Linked DNA regions of Homo sapiens: region 2 is linked to region 1. The links are chromatin loops, found by intact Hi-C in ENCODE. Cell type or tissue: GM12878. All regions are shown on one strand. Links, peaks and the distances in the headings refer to the core of each region. The heading gives the core; the rest is flanking DNA.

Region 1 (6,634 bases), core at 1,157-5,156:
TTGGGAAATGTTCGTTCAGTCAACAGATATTCACTGTGTGCCACCTTTGGGACACAGGTATCCCTGGTCTTGCCTGAGAAAGCACCCAGCCAGGGTTGGGGGTAAGAGAGTATGTATGTGACAGACACAGTCACAGATGGTGACACACACAGTCACAGATGGTGACATCTGGTGTGATCAGGGCTGTGACTGTGGGAGTCGGAGACTGCTTCCTCAAGCAGGTGGCACTTGAGCTTGCAGGGTGAGGTAGAGAAAGATGTTCTAGGCAAAGGGAACCGGGTAAGCAAAGGCTTGGTGGTGAAGCCCTGGTGTTGGAGCGTGAGAGTGGAGGAAATGAGACCAGAGGGGAGGGGCAGGTGGCAGGAGCCAGTGGGTGGAAGCCCCTTGAGCCCCACTGGGTAATGGGGGGTCAGGCAAGGGGTAGGCAGGCAGGAGAGGTAGCCCCTGCCTGAGGGCTGGGGGTTGGTCTCAGAGACTCCTAGAAGTCTGGGGTGGTTCTGCCCTGGTCTGGGGAATGGTTGAGGGGGACTGAGAGTCACACTTCCCCTGTGTGGGTGAGGGCATCCCCAGCAGTGTTTAAGGGGCCGGTCCAGCAGGAAGTGCTGGGGCAGCCTCAGAGGTCAAAAGAAGGGACAGGCCTTGCCATGGAGGGTGCCGGGGAGCCTCAGAGTCAATCTCCAACTCCTAGACCTCCAGGCTGAACCTTGACACCTGCCTCCTCCAACTCTCCCTCACTCTGCCCATCTCTCCAGGCAGCCCCTGTCCCAAGCCTCCTGAGCAGGGTGAGCTGGGGTCAGGCCCTGACCAAAGGCCTCCCAGTCCAACCCTCTGCAGACCCTGCCCCTGGCCACCCTCTTCTTGCCTCCGTGTGTGTGTCCAGCCACAGCTGCTGTGGCTCAGGAGGCTCCCTGGGGAGGGATTTGAGGTGGGGGTTGGGGGTGGGGGCACTTCAGAAGGGTGGGCAGCAAAGGCTGAAAACACTGGAAGGTGCCACATATTGAGTGCCTGCTCAATATGCCTGCAAGCCAGGCCTTTGTAGATTTCCATTCATACATTTCACAAATATTATCGATTGAGCATTTTCTTGACGTTGTCCTAGCCATGGAAGATACAACTGTGAATAAGACAAAGTCTGTGCCTCTCAGTTAAAGAGTCTGACTTTAACAAATATCCATATAAGGCAGTGTCCGGTAGTGATAAGTGGGATGCTGAAAAAGGAAACAGAGTAAGGAGATAGAGGCTAATGGGGTGCTTTTTAGGATAGAGTGGTCAGGGAAGAAAGGCCTTGCATTTGAGGAGGTGCCCGAATGGGTATGAGGAGTCATGGAGATGCCTGGGCAAGAACATTCCAGCCAGAAGGAGCTCGGGACCCAGCAGTTGAGTGGGGGCACACAGGGACAGGTTGCACAGGCCTGGCAGGCCGGCTGCTAGCTTTGGCTTTTACTCTGAGGGAGGTGGCAAGTCACTGGGGAGTGAGAACTGATCAGATTTGAGATCTGCTTCATCCCTCCCTCACAAGCCTGCAAGGTGGAGCTATCCTAATTCCATTACACAGATGAGGAAACTGAGGCTCAGAGAAGTTAGTTGAATTCCCAAATCCCACAGCAGGAGGAATCCCTGCCTGCTGCCTGTCTGTCACAGTGTGCTCCATCACCAGAGCACCCTGCTGTCCTCCATGACTTCCTGTTGTCTGGACAGTAAGGATCGGGGTCTTAGCATGGCCTTCAAGGCCCTTCTCAGTCTGCACTCAGCCTCCCTCTCCCTCTATCACTTAACCTCCCCTTCTCCTCCCTGGGCCTTACCTGTCTTCACGCTGTCCCCTTGAGAGGACCCTTGATACAGATTCTGGCTCCTGAGTGACTGAGCCAGTTACTTAACCTCTCTGAGGCTGTTTCCTAATCTGTAACATGGCCTGAAGCCACCTGCTTGCTAGGTTGTTGGAAGGATTTTATGAGGCAATCCATGTGATATGTTTAGTGTGGTGCTGGGTAGACGGTAAGCACTGCATAAACACGACCTTTTGTTGCTGCAAGCAGGGGTGGCCGGATCAGGTGAGCAAGTTCCAGGGCTCCCTGTGGGCCTGCTGGAGAATCGAGAGGGAGACTGAGTCAGGGAGTCTTCCCTAGCTGTTGTCTGATTATAGTCAGGAGACTGAGGTCACACATCAAATTGGAGGCCAAAGCCTGTGGGGCTGGTCCCCCTGTCTCCCTCTTTCCCTTCTGACCCTAGTCCCGGCCCCACCCATGTGGTCACCCTCTCCAGCCAACACAGGCAGCTTCCCCTTTCACGTGCCAGCAGTAAGGGACCCCCTTATTTTCTGTCTTCTGCATTCCAGGGGCCATCTAGAGAGTAGGCAGGTCTGGGTCCCTGTTCCCCTGCACCCCTAGTTCTGGGGTACAGAGGAGCCCACCAAGTCCCTCCTCCTTGGTGGGCAGGAGCTTTAGGTTTCCAGTGAGCTCACAGAGGAGTCAGTTGGCGGCCTCCCCTTCCCTCTTGGGGCAGGGTGGGTGCTGGCCCTCGGCCCCCAGGGCACGTGGTGAGGGTCTGTATCTTGAGTGCTGGTGTCACTGGGTCTGTCCACTCCCGCTGCCTGTGATTCTGTGGTCAGCCCTGTGCACTCCCACCCTGCTGCGGTCAGCCCTGTCTCTTCCTGTTTCTGCCTCATTTATGGTGTTCGGAGTCCCCCTCCTGCTCCCGCTGGGGGCAGTGGTCACAGGAGGATCTTCCTGGAGTCATCCTGTGGCTCCTCAGGCTGCCCCTTGCCCTCTGTGGGAGGAGTTGCCACAGGAAGTCCCCAGCCCCTGTAGAGTGTGTCTGTGCCTGAGGGCCAGGGAGCCAGGCCAGAGCCCTGTCTTGCTGGTGGTGGGAGCGCCCCAGGTCTCTGTAGGTGTGGGGCTGGTTGAGTCACCTTTCTAAGTGGGAAGGGCCTGAGCTAGGCCGAGGGTGAGGACTGGGAGAGTGGGGAGGGTCCTGGGGTGAGGCTGTGGAGGGTTGGGGTCAGGAGCTATGCCATGTATTAGATGAGCCCGGTGGGCTAGAGTATGTCCTGGTTGCAGGGGGCAGAGGCAGGAGGCAGCGGTGAGGGCCCAGAAGTCCAGGCAAGCTGAGGGGCCTGGGTTGAATGGGGGCAGTGTGGATGCAGGGCAGGGGTGTGCCCAAAACATGGTAAACAGGAAGGAGTTGGGGGAAGCGGCAGGGGTCCCCAGACCCATTAGGGGTCGGGGGTATGTGGTGGGGCCAGAGGGGCATAGTATGTGATAGGCTTTTTGACAAAGCCTAAAACCAAACCATTTAACTTTCAGCTTCATTTATTTGCAAGTGAGGTATGTTAGACATTCCTGAGTCATCCCACACCTCCTTCCCTACCTGACCCTCTTTTGGGTTGGGGCTTGGACATGAGGGGCCCCTGGGTGAGGCTTAAGGTGTGGTAGGTGAGAGTCAGGGCCAGGGTGGGGTCTGATGGTGTCTTGAGGACAAACCTCGGGGACCCTGGCGTCTCGAGTTTATTAATGAGCCTCAGTCCATTTCCCATGTGAAAGTCTGAGGGCTGCGCTCTGTGCTGCTGGCCACCAGTGCCTGGGAGGGAGACCTTATTTGATTAGCTTTGTCTTAGACCCTTGGGAGGGTAAGTCGGGGGCAGGGAGGGGGCTTTGAGTGTCAGTCTCTTATTTTCCATCCAGATGGCCTAGGAAATTAGCAGTTTCTCTTATAATAGTTCTGTTAGTAATCTATGCATGTTATACTTAAATGATAAAGCTACCTTATAATGATGGTTTTGGGGAGCAAACTGGAACAAACTCAATTGTAATGACTTAAAACATGTTTATCATTTTTTTCTAATTATAAAAGTGATAATTGTGAAAACTTGAAACAGTGCAGACATGAAGGTTGTAGAAAGTGAAAGTCTTTCAAGATTGGGGTTGGAGTTAGCGTGAGGCCTGAAAGTGGGGTCAGCAATGCCTACTGTCCCTTGGTCTTTCATGTCCCTTAGTCATTAATAAAACTGTGGTTTAGCATTTTATTAGGGTGATGCTGGTAGGGTTGCTGCAGGAAGGTTGTTAAAAGGTCCTGCCTCCCACCAGGTCCACTGTGTGTGGGTGTGCGTGTTGTGCACTGCTCAAAGGTGCCTGGCAGGTGTAGGGAAGTGAGGGCCAGAAGAAGGAGGACTGAAACCCAGCCTGTCCTCTTCTTGCTCAGCTGCTTCCCTTGGTGTGGGGCTCCTGGAAGAAGAGGAATCTTTTTCTTATTTGCCTAAAGGCCCCACCTGGGTTGGAGACAGCTCTTCTCCCCCTGCTCCCCACAGTCCCCAAGGGGAGCTGGTGAGTTCATTGTATGATGGGAGTGTGCCATGCCAGGGCATTCCAGGGGAGGTCCAGAATGCCGTGAAGTCAGGTCTGGTCTGGAGCTCTGCAGGGGGACATGGCTGGAGGTAGGCTGTGGTAGTCATTGGTGTCTGGGGTAACCGAGAACCTCAGGATGTGGAGGGAGTCTAGCCCAGAGCCTGGCTACAAGCCTAGCACCCAGGGTCAGGACTAGCCAAGACCTTAGGGCTAGGGACAGGAAGTGACTGCCTGACGGCAGAGGAGTGAGCAGAAGAGCACGCTGGCCTCCAGTACACATGCGGTGGCGTGTCATGGTCATCTGGGTGCCAGGCTCTAGGAGGCAGGGAGTGACAGCTCTACTTTGTGGAGGGGAAACTGAGGCTCAGAATGTGATGTGACTTGCCCCAGGCTTCAGACAAGAAATGGTGGAGCCAGGACTGGAACCAGACTTGCCTTGCATACTGGGTGGGGAGGGGGCCCAGGCCTGGAGCCGAGGGACATTGCTGATAGACCCCCAACTCCCCACCAGCAAGCTGAGGCAGCTCTTCATTCCCCCGGCTCTGGGGTCCCACTCAGTCCTCACTGCCCTGAGGGGCTGCTCCCCATCAGCCACCAGCACTCCGGAGACCCCAGAAGACAGGCCACACCACACATGGGCCAGGACAGGAATCTCCTGGTGCCAGGGAGAGTTATAGGGCAGAGATGCGGCCTGGGGTAGGACAGGAGACCCCAGTGTGCCTTCCTGAGACTGTTATGTGGTGGCCACCAGTCCCCGAGAGATGGAAAATAGGCTGCTTGGCCCAGAGATCGGTCAGCTGCCCACTCGAAGGCTGTACCTGCTGCCTTTCCTGGCAGGGCTGGAGGGAGGTGGCTTCTGCAGAGGCGTGGGGGCCACTTCTGCACCCTCTGGGCTGGGAACCCAGCCCCCACTAGTTCCTCATATCTGCGGAAGTGCCTCTAACACTCTTGCCTGAGTGAGCGGAGCCTGGAGAAGGCCCAGGAGGGCAGCAGACCGAAGAGGCCCTATGCAGAGGTATCACCTGGTGACTGGGCCGGGGAGGGGGCCAAGGGTGGGGTATTGGGCTGTGGGGTTGTTGCACACAGTTGAATTGCTGGTAGGAGCTGTGTGTGGTGGGAAAGGGCAGATCTGAGGTGTGGCCATTGGGTGGGGTGGTAGGTGTGTGTGGCCCTGGGAGATGTGTGGCCCTTGAGGTAGTGTGAGGTGTGCATTTGTGGTACCAGTGGGGTGTGGTTTGTAGACCCAGGCCTGGCCAGAGCTGGCTGTGTATGTTCTTGGTTCCTGTTGGGGAGCTCCGAGGAGTTTCCTGAGGTCTGGATGCTGGGGTCGCTGCCCTGCCTGCCTGTGCTGGGACAGCTGGGCCCAGGGTAGGGGATGAGGCTGTATAAGGGAGGTGGTGGTGGACAAGCTGAGGCCTCAGTTAGGACCCCTAGCCTGCCTTCCTCCCCTCCTTGCTCCCCATAGGGCTAGGTCTTTCCTTGAACCCAGGGCAGAGGCCTGTGCGGAGGGGAGCTGAGGATGCAATCAGGGGAGGCGGCCTGGCCAAGAGGACTCCAGAGCTGGGTGTGGAAAGGGTTAGGACCTTTAAGGCTGCCCTGATCCAGGGCTGACTCATGCAAATCAGAATGCAAAACAGGCTCAGGGAGGCCTCAAGAGAGAGCCACACCCACACGGTCAGCAGACTATGCAGGTGACGGAGGGCCAGCCATTGAGCCTTTCTCTCTAAACATCTTCTGTTCCCACCCCACTGACATCTCCTGTCACCAAATTCACCAGGTCCTTTTCTGTCCCTGGGCTTTGCACACCCAGTCCCCTTTGCCTGGAATGGCCTCCACCTGGCCACCTCCTACTTATCCTTCAAGGCCCAAGTCAGGGGTTCCTTCTAGAAGCCTCCCTTACTTCACCAGACAGAAGCAGTCACGTCCTCTGAAGGCCCCGTGAGCTCCAGCAGGTGACCTGGTGAGTTTCTACCTCACACAGCTTCCATGACATTGACATAGAGAAGAATCACAGGCCTTAGGGTTGTTATAAGAACAAATGAGGGACTGGGTGCGGTGGCTCACGCCTGTACTCCCAGCACTTTGGGAGGCCAAGAGGGGAAGCTCGCATGAACTCAGGAGTTCGAGACCAGCCTGGGCAACGTGGCAAAACCCCATCTCTACAAAAAGTACAAATATTAGCCAGGCATGGTGCATGCCCCTGTAGTCCCAGCTACTCTGGAGAGGCTGAGGTAGGAGGATCACTTGAGCCCAGGAGGCTGAGGTTGCAGTGAGCTGAGATCACACCACTGCAC
Region 2 (6,634 bases), core at 1,293-5,292, 310 kb before region 1:
CCTCCCACAGCCCCTGAATCTACTTTCTGTTTCTATAAATTTGCCTAGTCTAGATACTTCATATAAATGGAATCACGATGTTTGTCCTTTTGGACTTCAGTATTCTTAAAGGATATTTCTGCTTTTCTACTCTACAGATTGTCTGTTTAAATAATGGTTTTCAAATATCTTTTGATGGTATGTTTTATCTATTAAAAAATTTAAGTGATATATATATTTGTAACATACATGTACTCTGTACTAATATATTGTATACATTATAAAATATGCATAAAATCTTAATGAAATAAATATTATTTTGAAATATCAGTATCTTTTGATGACTTTCTGCTATCATTAGCTTGTATCTCAAGGTTTAAAACTTTGTCTTATTTCTTATCAGATTTTATTGGATGGTCATTGTATACTTCTCCTGATAAAGAGCTCTGTATGGGTAGAAAGTGGCAGCTCTGCCATTTGTTTGTATTTGAATTATTAGTATTTACTTCAGTGTTTCTTTATCAGAATTTTTTTTTTTTTTCGAGACAGGGTCTCACTCTGTTGCCCAGGCTGGAGTCCAGTGGGGTGATCATGGCTAATACGGTTTGGCTGTGTCCCCACCCAAATCTCATCTTGAATTGTAGCTCCCATAATCCCCACACATGTTGTAGGAGGCACCCTGTGGGAGGTAATTGAATCATGGGGGTGGTTTTCCCCCTGTTGTTCTCATGATAGTGAGTTCTTTCGAGATCTGATGGTTTTTATAAGTGCCTGGCATTTTCCCTCCTGGCACTCATTCTCTTGCCTACCGCCAGGTAGGATGAGCCTTTGTTCCTCCTTTTGCCTTCCCCCATGATTTTGAGGCCTCCCCAGCCACGTGGAACCACAGTCCATTAAACCTCTTTTTATAAACTACCCAGTCTCAAGTATGTCTTTATTTAGCAGCGTGAGAATGGACTAATACAACAGCCCACTGGAGCTTCAACCTCTTGGTCTCAAGCAGTCCTCCCACCTCTGCCTCCCCAGTAGCTGAGATTACAGGCACATGCCACCAGGCCCACATGTCTGTAGTCCTAGCTACTCTAGAGGCCGAGGTGGGGGGGATCACTTAAGACCAGGAGGTCAAGGCTGCAGTGAGCCATGATTGTGCCACTGCACTTCAGCCTGGGTGACAAAGCCAAGACTCTGTCTGAAAAAAAAAATTATAACAGGAAAAGGTCCTTTCTCTCTTTCCTCCACCCCCTCTGTTTGTTTCCCCCACCTCCATCCCTCCCTCCCCTCCTGTAGTTGGAATACTTGTTATGTGTCTGGGATTCTTTAGGGTCTTCCAGATTTAGTGCTTCTTCCCCTATCTGGATCAGACTATACTTCGATTCTTTTTAAATCCAAAATAGACAGGAATTTTAGGATACCAAGAGACAGAGACTACATTGAAGGGTTTACATGCCCATCATTCCCTATCACAGGAAATACCTAAATGGTATTTAAATTTCTTTTTTTTTTCTAGCCCCCTGTCTGCGTGTTGGAATGTTTAATCGTTTTAAGGGTCTGGGCAGTCCTGTCTTTGCTTACTGAATGATTGGGAAGGAAAATAGAGAAGTAATTCCAGTGGGTTATGTTCAACCATCCAGAGCAGAGATTGGCAAACTTTTTTTTTTTTTTCTGCAAAGGACCAGATAGTAAATATTTTATGCTTTGAGGGCCATATGGTCTCTGTCAAATTTCCCAACATTGCTGTTGTAGAGTGTAAGCAGCCATAGACAATTGGCAAACAAATGGATGTGACTGTCTTCCAGTCAAACTTTATTTAGTGAAACAGACAGCAGGCTAGAATTTGCCAACCTGTGCACTCAAACTATCTGTTGTGAGGACTCTTCCCCCCTTTTCCCTTAAAATTTGTAGATGGACATTTTTGTAAAATACAATAAAAGTGAATTATTGGATGAGTAAAAAATACATGGTTAAAATTTTTAGATTACAGACAACAAGTTACATTTCAATCTATAATTTAAATGGTCATACATAGGGAAAAAGAAAACAATTAGAAGAACCATAAATGTTGTTACTTGAAGATATCTTCTATTAATATAGAGAATCGCTGCTATAGTCATAACTTTTTTGTCATTCTGTAATACTAACTAAACACAAAGCCAAGCAAAATTGCAGCTCTCCATTTATTAAATGCCCATACTGTAAACAAACATTGTATATATGGATATTTAACAATTTTAATATGACATAGATTTGCTTTTTGCTATTAGTTTATCTAATCTAGGTTGGATTGACGACAGTACTACTCACAAGAGATAACGTATTTGTATACTACTCCTATATTTTGTTTTAACAACACTCAGTTTAGAGAAACCAGATTTAAAAATATGTTGCTGTGAACTGAAGACATTTAGATTTAAAAGAAATTTTAGCAAGCTCAGGATATTCATGTCTAACTTTTTTCCAAGGTGAAGCAAGTGATTTTTTTCAGAATTCATTTTCTATCTTTCATTAGTAGTCAATTCCAATAATTTATCCTGTGGAATTACAGTTAAATTTAAATTATCTCTCAATGAATAGGTTGTAGATCCACACATTTCTTTTGTATGAATCTTCTTTTGGTGGAAAAAATTTGAAAATGTTTTTATCAAATTTGTAAGGTTAGTGATAATTTTTCAACAAATATACCATACCTGATTATACCTACTTCATTGAAAATTATGGACCAAAAAAAAAAAAAAAAAAAAAGGCTGGGTGCAGTGGCTCACTCCTGTAATCCCAGCACTTTGGGAGGCTGAGGTGGGCAGATCACTTGAGGCCAGGAGTTTGAGACTAGTCTGGCCAACATGGTGAAACCCCATCTTACTAAAAATACAAAAATTAGCTAGGTGTGGTGGCGGGCATCTGTAATCCCAGCTACTTGGGAGGCTGAGGCAGGAGAATCACCTGAACCTAGGAGGCGGTGGTTGCAGTGAGCTGACACCACACCACTGCTCTCCAGTCTGGGCAACAGAGTGAGACTCCATCTCAAAAAGAAAAAAAGAGAAAATTATGGAATATGTCCTAAATATCTGTAGAAACTGATCTTTTCATGCTATTAGCATCTTTTTTTGCCCTTTGATCTTATTGGTCATTGAGAAATACTTGTATCCCTTTCTTACAAGTATGAAGATTATTAAAAATACCGAATATATAAGATGAATAAATCCAATTGTCCAATTCACACCTTTAAAACATTAGGACCAAACTTTTTTATCTTGCAGAAACACTAAGAATTTGTTTCATTGTTTATTTTCGACAGTGTTTCTCCTTGACAACCATGGAACTTCAGTATGTAGTAACAGTAGTGTACAATTAGTTTTCATATCCTCTCTCAGTGAAGAGAGTACTCTCTAATACACTGCATTAGCCTTTAAGTAATTCACAATTACACTATTAATTGTCACTAAACGTACTGTTTAGACAGGTGTCTTTTTTTAAAAAAAAAATTATACCAAGAGTTTCTCAATGATGGAAACAATGCATTGATTTACACTCTGGAGTAAACGGCTTAATCTGGATAACTGCTCCAGAATACTTTCTTGTCATTACAATTGCACCATCAGAATATACCGTTACACAAAATTTAAACTCAAATCATGTTTATTGACTTATAATTTTTCATAGATTTGTACAGTTTAGAAATCGTTATGTTTGGCAGTGAAGCAGAAAAATAATTCTTCCTTCACAGCACCATCATGTTCAGATCACATATATACCAAAGGAAATGCCATACTATCTTTGCATTTATTAAGTTTCAATTAAAAACATGTCACTAAATTTCTTTGTTCTGTGAATTGGTCTTCCATGTCATTAACCAGTTCCTGAATTCATCAGACTATGGTGTCATTGGAAATTGGTTCTTTATTGCAGATTCACTGAATATTTCCAAGCAAACATCTTTGGTGGAATTTTTCCCTGATGTCAGTGTGTGTGGGGTGTGTGTGTGTGTGTGTGTGTGTGTGTGTGTGTGTGTGTGTGTGTGTTTATATACCGTGTTAGCATCCTGAAGGTCTATTATATAAAAAGCCTGAAAACACTAATACTTATTTGAAATAGCAGACATTTGCTTCTGTTGGCTTTGCAATTCACTACTATTTATTTCAAATTTTTTTTGTTGTTTTGAATGTCTATATGGTTTTTGCATAAATACTACTTAGGTTTTGAGGGTTTTATTGTTGCATAGCCAGTACATCTCTGCAGATAACCCATAGTGGTTTTAAACTTTGCTGTCAGTCATACTTTTGTGTAAAATAGTATAAAGTCGTTGGTCTTTATTTCTTTGAAATTACTTTCATTGTTGTTTGGTTTACTACCTCTGCCTCATTCAGAGACATTTTATCTTTTTTTGCCAAGGAAAGCCCATTAAACTTTTTCTGTTTGTAAATTAGGTGTAAAAATACCTATTTACTTCCTTAATTTAGCTAAAAATATTAAATTATAAATTATAGGCTGATTAAAATTTAAATGACACAATGACAGATTATGAAAATATGCTTACATTTTCTCAGATTTAAATTTTTTATTTTTTTATTTTTTAGAGCTAGAGTCTTACTCTGTCACCCAATCTGAAGTGCAATAATGCAATCTTGGCTCACCGTAGCCTCAATCCCCTGGGTTCAACTGATTTTCCCTCCTCAGCATGCAACACCACTGGCAGCACCATGTGTGACACCACGTCCTGCTAATTTTTAAAGTTTGGTAGAGACAGGGTCTCACTTTGTTAGCCCAGACTAGTCTTGAACTCTTGGATTCAAGCGATCCTCCCACCTTGGCCTCCCAAAATGTTGGGATTACAGGCATGAGCCACTGTGCCCAGCAAGATTTTTAAAATATTTCCATTATAGATAACAAACTAACTGATGTCAAATTGCTTAAAACTTTCTAAATGCTTACTCTCAATTTCTGTACTTGCCTGTTATGTATCAGTAACAAACAGTTGGAGGACCTTTGTTCTAATCTAGAGACTAATAGAAGGCCATTGTAGCAAGAAGGGGTGTTCTGAGTCTTATATTATTTTTCTTAGAGTAGATATTCTCGGCCTTTGGTAAAACTTAATTATAGTTTTCATTTGCTGTATTTGAGATTCAGTGAGACGGTTTTTTCCTCATGTTAGTGAATGGAGACATAACGTTCAACCAATATAAAGGGACTTTAAGCAGGCAATTTGCAGATGTTCCCATTATCTCCCCATGTGGATATGGAAAGGCTTGTTTAAGGACAGCAGTCTTAGTTTATGTCTTATTTGTTCACCTGTTACTGAAAAACCATTGTGGGGGCCTGGGTTCCTATGTCTATTTTCTGATTACTCCAATGTTGTCCCACGAAAGGAACTATTTAAGAGCCTTATATATTCAGCAGCTATAGCTCAAATCCATTGTGATAAAGGTGACCCGTCCCATATATGTTTATAGTAATATTCTTTCTATATGGTTTATAAATGTACATATATGTCTGCATATGATATGTCTCTATATCAATCTAAATACGTCTTTTTCACTTATTTCTACATATTGTTGAATTGCTTAATGACTTTTTATGGAAACTTGGAGCTAGAAGTGGTGTGAAGGTCATATGGTCCAGCCCTCTTTTTAATATAGAGGCTGGCAAACTAGGGCTGTCTGGTCTGACACCTGTTTTTGTAAGTAAAGTTTTGTTAGACCACGGACATACCTATTTGTTTACATATTGTCTATGGCTGCTTTCTCACTACAATAGTATATTAGGGTAGTTGCCCTGGAGATCTTATGGCCTGCAGAGCCAAAAATATTTACTCTCTGGCCTTTTACAGAAAAGTTTACTGACTTCTTATATAGAGAGGCCTGGCAACTTCTACCTGAATTCATTCAGTGACAGTATTTCACTCTCTCTCAAAGCATTCAGCTTATAGTTAGTTTCTATTTATCTTGAGCAAAACTTTTTTAAGAAACCTTCCTTGTACACATGATAGACTTTTAGGAATTTGAAAACAATTTTTTTTTTATGGTCCTTTTGTGCTTTTAATAACCATAATATTGATTTCACAAAATTTTATCCTCTCCTTAAAAAGTTGGTAAGAACGTACCCTCTAAAAATGGTAGCCCTTTAAAATATGCCTTACATAGTATAAAAGAATTATCCAACTCTTCAGGTGTCTCTCTTTCCCCCTTTTTCTTTTTTTTTTTTTTTTTATTATACTCTAAGTTTTAGGGTACATGTGCACATTGTGCAGGTTAGTTACATATGTATACATGTGCCATGCTGGTGCGCTGCACCCACTAACGTGTCATCTAGCATTAGGTATATCTCCCAATGCTATCCCTCCCCCCTCCCCCGACCCCACCACAGTCCCCAGAGTGTGATAAAAACAATTTTTATACTTCTTATCTCTTTCTAGTAGTCTACATCCCATTCCCAGTCTTTCCAATCATAAAAATTTGTAGTTTATTTAGTTCACACTTGAACGTCCTATGAAACTGTTTTAAACCTTTTACCTATCTTGTTTCTTGTCATTATTCTTAAGCCATTGATACAGAAATCAGAACCAAATTTAATATTGTTGTGGGTATGAGACAGTTTCTGTCATGTTTTAATTTTTTCCTTAAAGTTTTACTATGTACTTCATATATACTGGGCACTCAACTGT

What was found. Peaks named below come from ENCODE experiments on the same cell type or tissue, not always from the same donor. Only the 100,000 strongest peaks of a DNase experiment are listed, where the experiment ranks them.
Region 2: a loop joins it to region 1, with 7 times the contacts of the local background. A loop is called at or near these places in 1 of 110 quality-filtered maps.

Annotation. Positions count from the first base shown.
Region 1 is chr11:72,737,674-72,744,307 of GRCh38, reverse strand. The region is part of intron 1 of ARAP1 (ArfGAP with RhoGAP domain, ankyrin repeat and PH domain 1); the gene reads left to right. Among named protein-coding and RNA genes, the nearest start is that of ARAP1, 11 kb to the left of the region's middle. RefSeq lists enhancers at 823-1,599, 2,651-2,730, 2,801-2,850, 2,377-3,154. In GM12878, for the core only: a CTCF peak has its summit at 2,657; no DNase peak of the experiment used is centred there; H3K4me3 peaks cover 2,707 bases; H3K27ac peaks cover 3,844 bases.
Region 2 is chr11:73,049,230-73,055,863 of GRCh38, reverse strand. The region is part of intron 3 of FCHSD2 (FCH and double SH3 domains 2); the gene reads left to right. Among named protein-coding and RNA genes, the nearest start is that of FCHSD2, 90 kb to the left of the region's middle. In GM12878, for the core only: no CTCF peak of the experiment used is centred there; no DNase peak of the experiment used is centred there; H3K27ac peaks cover 1,503 bases.